Linked DNA regions of Homo sapiens: region 1 is linked to region 2. The links are chromatin loops, found by intact Hi-C in ENCODE. Cell type or tissue: CD4-positive, alpha-beta T cell. All regions are shown on one strand. Each heading gives the region's core, and the rest is flanking DNA. Links, peaks and the distances in the headings are about the cores only. Region 1 overlaps ALOX5AP (arachidonate 5-lipoxygenase activating protein). Region 2 has its middle 5.6 kb from the start of TRN-GTT2-4.

Evidence for each region. A loop is a pair of places that touch in the nucleus more often than their neighbours do. Peaks named below come from ENCODE experiments on the same cell type or tissue, not always from the same donor. Only the 100,000 strongest peaks of a DNase experiment are listed, where the experiment ranks them.
Region 1: it touches region 2 in a loop (6-fold over the local background); 23 of 110 quality-filtered maps call a loop at or near these places.

The regions. Positions count from the first base shown.
Region 1 is chr13:30,742,755-30,745,671 of GRCh38, reverse strand. It overlaps ALOX5AP (arachidonate 5-lipoxygenase activating protein), which reads right to left. Exons shown (of 5, transcript NM_001629.4): 2 at 1,513-1,612. LOC124903146 (a long non-coding RNA gene) reads left to right here. Exons shown (of 3, transcript XR_007063743.1): 2 at 1,033-1,163. Among named protein-coding and RNA genes, the nearest start is that of ALOX5AP, 8.7 kb to the right of the region's middle. RefSeq lists a silencer at 1,224-1,293 and an enhancer at 798-1,997. In CD4-positive, alpha-beta T cell, for the core only: no CTCF peak of the experiment used is centred there; DNase peaks (open chromatin) are centred at 1,151, 1,831, 2,251 and 2,561; H3K27ac peaks cover 450 bases.
Region 2 is chr13:30,678,198-30,681,114 of GRCh38, reverse strand. No RefSeq gene overlaps it. Among named protein-coding and RNA genes, the nearest start is that of TRN-GTT2-4, 5.6 kb to the right of the region's middle. In CD4-positive, alpha-beta T cell, for the core only: a CTCF peak has its summit at 1,222; a DNase peak (open chromatin) is centred at 1,154.

The DNA.
Region 1 (2,917 bases), core at 148-2,647, 65 kb before region 2:
GTTTTAAAATGTCTTAAATCACACCTTTAAACATCTTAAATTGATTCTGAGAATTAATACATGGAAGACCTAAATGTTAAAATAGAAACCTCTCTATAATCAGTTTAGCAAAGGATTTCCTTGAGGTCAGACTGCTGGAATAGCCCTGGACAGAAGTGCTTGGGAGAAGGGAGTGGAGCCCAGAGCACGTGGGAGCATGGAGAAAGAGGGAGATCTAGGTGGCCCACTGTAGCAGCACTGTGAGTACTCAGGGGCTGTCTGAAAGGGAAAATGCCCACAGAGGGCAAGGGGCCAGGCAATCAACCTGTGACTACCGTACTAATGCGTTCGAGAGTGGCCCAGCGATTTCGGAGCTGAGGGAGCAAAGCAGCCAATGAAAAACTGCAATGGAGGAGATGCCCCCTCCAATCCCCTCATGCCTACACCTCACTGAAACAATTAAAAATACCTAGATGAGGAGAAGGACTGAAGAGAGAGTATATCAGTGAGTGTGATATAGGCCTGTTCAGTCGAGATCCCTTGAAGCCAGTTTAATTCACAGGAAACCAACGGTACCCCTGAAGGGGACCCTCCCTCCCATGGTGCCAGCAGCAAGCCCAGGGACTCCAACCCTGCAGTGTGAATCTTTGTCCTGAGTTTGCACCATTCTTGGCATTCTGAATACATTTTTCTTGGGTGACCATGACTCCCCCTTTGGAAGGATCTCTGGGAACATCAAAGTTGCTCCTGGGATGGAACTGAAGGCCAGCTCCTCCCTTAGCTCTCTAGCATGAGGCCTTCCTCTGTGACAGGCCCCTAGTCCGTAGTCCATAGTCCCCAGCATGCCTGCCACTGGCTGAGCCTTGAAATACACTCTGCATAAAGAAGAGAGGAGCATTTGAATAACATTCATTCGGATTTGCATCCCGAATAGATTGCACCCATCTTTAGGAGCCGCTCAGGTGTTTTCAAACAACCTTTTTATTCAAAGAAAAGAATGAGAGAGGGGGAAAGCACCTGCTAATGTCCCCATTCTTTCTGTTCTTGTTCTAGTTGCTCAAGGAGCCCCCGTGTTAGAAAATGCAGTGGTGTCACCTCCAGACTTCCACCCGCAGGGGAGCAAGGGGTGGGTGAGTTGAAGGCTGTCGTCAGCATGTCCTGCCTGTGGCTTCTGAAGGTGACTGGTGAGTCATGGCTGGTGTTCACAGTAGCAACCCTGGTCTAACCCCACAGGAAATAGGTCAACTTCTCTAACCAAATGACTCTTTCAGATCTTTCTGAAGCTGCAGAGATCACACCTCCCTCCACCAATGTGCCCCATATCCCCACTCCCTTTGTTTTGACACTAGCACTCACTAAGATGATAAAGGGTGTCCACAAAGCCTCTCTGGTGAAGTCCAACCTTCCTCACCTCCCTGGCGCTCAGAAACTTGGCTCAGACAGACATGTGGTATTAAGGGTGGTCATCACTCCTAGAAGGAGGCCCCCCTGCCCATGCCCCCACTTATTAGCAACATCAGGGTTAGGACTCACTTGGCAGTGTAGACCCGCTCAAAGGCAAGTGTTCCGGTCCTCTGGAAGCTCCTCCCATTCTGGGTCCTGCTTTCGTGCTCCACTTTATGGGCAAAGAATCCTGCCAAGGGAAAAGGTTTGCATCTGGTTCATTGTGGGCATGTTCAGGAGCCTGTTACTTCCTTGTTTTACTAGAATGTTAAATGCCTCCTTGACTTGACCTCCAAGCAACCCTAAATGTCCTCCATCAACTGTCATTTAGCAGAAACGTACTCAGCAGCTGCTCTCTACTGAACACTGTGTTTGGTGTTAGAAACACAGTCATGAGCAAGGCACGGCCCCCACTTTCTAGGATCTTACAGTCTAAAGGAATAGACAAACAAGGAAAGCAGACATTCCACACAGCAAAGTGAGTCATGCCAAGATGAGATTGAGTACATGGTGCTTTCAGGGTCAAAGGAGGCAACTTAATTCCATGTTGAGTCACAGAAGGATTCCTTGAGGGAATGACATCTAAGATAAAATCTGAAGAACAAGTAGAAATTAGCCAAGCAGACGGAGGGAGAGGGGCCGCTCTAAGCTAAGAGAACAAAATATGCAAAGGTTCAGGGTAAAGAACTGTCTGTGGTTCAGAATGTTCAGCCAAGGAGGGGGAATGGAGGGCACTGGGGAGGGAATGGGATTTGGTAGAACCACAGACAAGGCCAAAGAGGGAGGTGATGAATCATTCTTTCAATGACATGTATCTATGACCATTTGCCACATGCCAGACATTTAGCTTGCATCCAAGAACAAAACAAAGAGCCTTGGTTTGAGGAACTGATGCTCTGGTGAGGACAGCAGAGGAGGAGACAGATCATCCACATTAAGCAAAATACATAAATTAAAATGATATGGTGTGCTGAGCTATGGGCGAAAGAAGAGCATGGTAAGGGGCCGTTTGAGGCATGCAAGAAGGTGGGGTCGTGAGCCTCAATGAGAAAGAAATAACTGAGCCAGGTCTTCAAGAAGATGACCATTGAGATTTGCCCCTGGGGCCTAGCAGGGTGACTGTGACCTTGCTGAGAGCCGTGTGAAGAAATTCAGAACTTAGTTCCGTCTGAGAGCAACAAGGAATTACTGACAGGTTTAAGCAGAGGAATGTTGTCATCAGAAAGCCACCCTGTCTTTAGTGTGGCAGGAACTTAGCAGAATCAGATCCAGGATAGGGGGATAAGATAGGAATTGACTGGGGTGGTGGCGGTGGGGGTGTCAGAGATGCCAAGGAGACACAGTCTGGAGGGTTTGACTATAGATTGGATGATGGGGGGTGGGGGGGGGGCGGTGAAGGTCTCTCTGCCCCCTCTCCCCTTCTATTTTATTCCTTTACTCCTTTTTCAAGAGTGAAAAAAGGGATACATGTGATTGTCAGGGATCCAACCACAGG
Region 2 (2,917 bases), core at 270-2,769:
ATCCTCTCCAGTGTCAGCTCAAGACCTGCTTACTCCATGGCTCTGTACTTACCAGTCCTGTGTGAGAGCGGCCCTCTCACTACACCCTGACTGCGTGTTAGTATTACCTTTCTTTCTCCTTTGCCATTTGGGGAAAGAAATTTTTTATTTCATTTAATTTTGATTTTTGTTGCTAGTGACACTAATGATTGTTCCTGACTCAAATTTGTAAAACGTTTACCATTGGTGCCATGCAGTGGCACTTACAGCCTTGAAACGTTTTTGTGTATATCCTGTTTCTGCAAGTGGATTAATAAAGTAGGCCGAGTGGGGTGGCTCAGGCCTGTAATCCCAGCATTTTGGGAGGCTGAGGTGGAAGGATCGCTTGAGGTCAGGAGTTTGAGACTAGCCTGGCCAACATGGCGAATCCCTGACTCCACTAAATATACAAAAATTAACGGGGTGTGGTGGCCTGCACCTGTAACCCCAGCTAGTCAGGAGGCTGAGGCAGGAGAATCGCTTGAGCCCGGGAGGTGGAGGTTGCAGTGAGCTGAGATTGTGCCACTGCACTCCAACCTGGGCGACAGAGTGAGACTCTGTCTCAAAAAATAAAATTAAATAAAATAAGTAAGTAAAAATTTTAAAATTAAAAATAATACAGTGACCTGCAGTCAGGAATGGCCTCTCGGAGAGTCTTAAATGGAAGGGAGATCCCTGAAGCATCTAGCCCAATTCAGTCAATATCTGCTGGCTGTCATTTAACACAAAATGTATTAAGTATTTGAAAGTATATTTTTTAAAATTTAAAAAGTCTTAATATTCTCCTGTAGATTGAGTTATCCCACCCAAATGAAAACAACTCATAAAAACGAAGAAAAAAAATCAGTGCAAAGAAATTTTTAAAAATATTTTAAAAGGGTAGAAGTTATCTCTAATCTCAGGTACTCCAATTCTTTTTAAATGAAAGCATCTTCATCACTGATGATTCACATCTTGTAAAATTCCCCACAGAAGTGTGCATGGTCCATAGACACCCTTTTCTCAGGTGAGTGAAAGAGTTGAGAAGAGAGACCAGCGTGACAGTTCCACTGTGTTTGGCAAAGCCCCCCGCCGGTGTCCCTACCCACACACAGGCACTCCTCTACCCCTAGACAGAGATCTGGCCAAGCATAACCACCTACCTCCCTCTATCTGTAATTTAGGGAAACTGCTGCTGCCTCTCAACCCTGGCCCCGCAAAAGACTGCTTGCAGCAAATGCTTGAGAACATACTGGAAAAGGAATAAAAATCACCTCCCAGAGATAACCACTAATAATATTTCATAGAACTTTCCAAATACTGCACATGTGCACACACACATCCCATATTGGGGCTCACACCGCATATACAACGTGAAACAAAACTGGAATATAATAATAGTATCTGCCACCTAGGGATGCTGAACTTAAATGAGGTGATGCGTACAAAGTGTTCTAACAGCACCAGCACACAGAAAGATGTATGCAACTACGAATTGTCAGATTATACAGTTCCCCACAGTTCTCCATTCTCCATCTTACCTTTGAACTTTACATTTTGTCATGATCCTATGTTTTTAAATATCCCTTGAAAATATTGTTTTTGATGTCTATATAAGTAATATACTCTATTTTAAAAATATATCACTTTTTTTTTTTTAAGAGACAGAGTCTTGCTTTCTCACTCAGGCTGGAGCGGAGTGGCACAATCATAGCTCACTGCAGCCTTAAATTCCTGGGCTCAAGCAATCCCCCCGCTTCAGCTTCCGGAATAGCTGGGACTACAGGCGTACAGCACCACGCCCAGCTAATTTTTTCTTTTTCTTTTTTTTTTTTTTTTGAGACAGGGTCTCACCCAGGCTGGAGTGCAGTGGCATGATATCAGCTCAATGCAACCTCCGAATCCCGGGTTCAAGTGATTCTCCTACCTCAGTCTGCCGAGTAGCTGGGACTACAGGAACGCACCCCACCCTGGCTAATTTTTGTATTTTTTGTAGAGATGGTGTTACACCATGTTGGCCAGGCTAGTTTCAAACTCCTCACCTCAGGTGATCTGCTCACCTCAGCCTCCCAAAGTGCTGGGATTACAGGCATGAGTTACCATGCCCCACCTAATTTTAAAAAATATGTTGTAGAGACTGGGTCTCGTTATGTTGCCCAGACAGGTTTCAAACTCCTGGCCTCAAGAGATCCTCCTGCCTCAGCCTCCCAAAGTGCTGGGATTACAGGCATGAGCCACCAGCTTAAATATGCCACAATTTATTTATCATTTTTGCCTGTTGCTGGACATTCAGGTTGTTTCTTATTTATAACTATTATAAATAATACTGTGCTGCTGCATTCAAAATTTTGATCACATCCCTGGTTATTTTCTTAGGATGGATTTCTAATATAGAATTTCTAAAATGAGAGGGTATATACATTGTTTAATATGTATATTACCACACTGCTCTCCAATTTTATTCTCATCAGTCCTGTGTGAGAGCAGCCCTCTCACTACACCGTGACTGTGTTTTAGTATTACCTTTCTTTCTCTTTTGCGATTTGGGGAAAGAAATTTTTATTTCATTTAATTTTGATTTTTATTACTAGTGAGACTAAACTTTTATCATATTGGTCATGTGCATTTTTTCTTTGACAAAAATTGTATATATTAATTGTATATGGTATATAATGTGATGTTTTGATGTATACACACACACACACACACACACACACACACACACGTCAAAATGATTAAATCAAACTGTTTAACATATCCAAACATCATTTTTTTGGTGAGAACATTTTTGGTGAGCAATTTTTAAGTACACAATACAGTATTAACTACAGTCACCACGCTGTACAATAGATCCCCAGAACTTACACCTGTCTACCTGAAACTTTGTACCTTTTGACCAACTTCTGCCCATCCCCTCCCC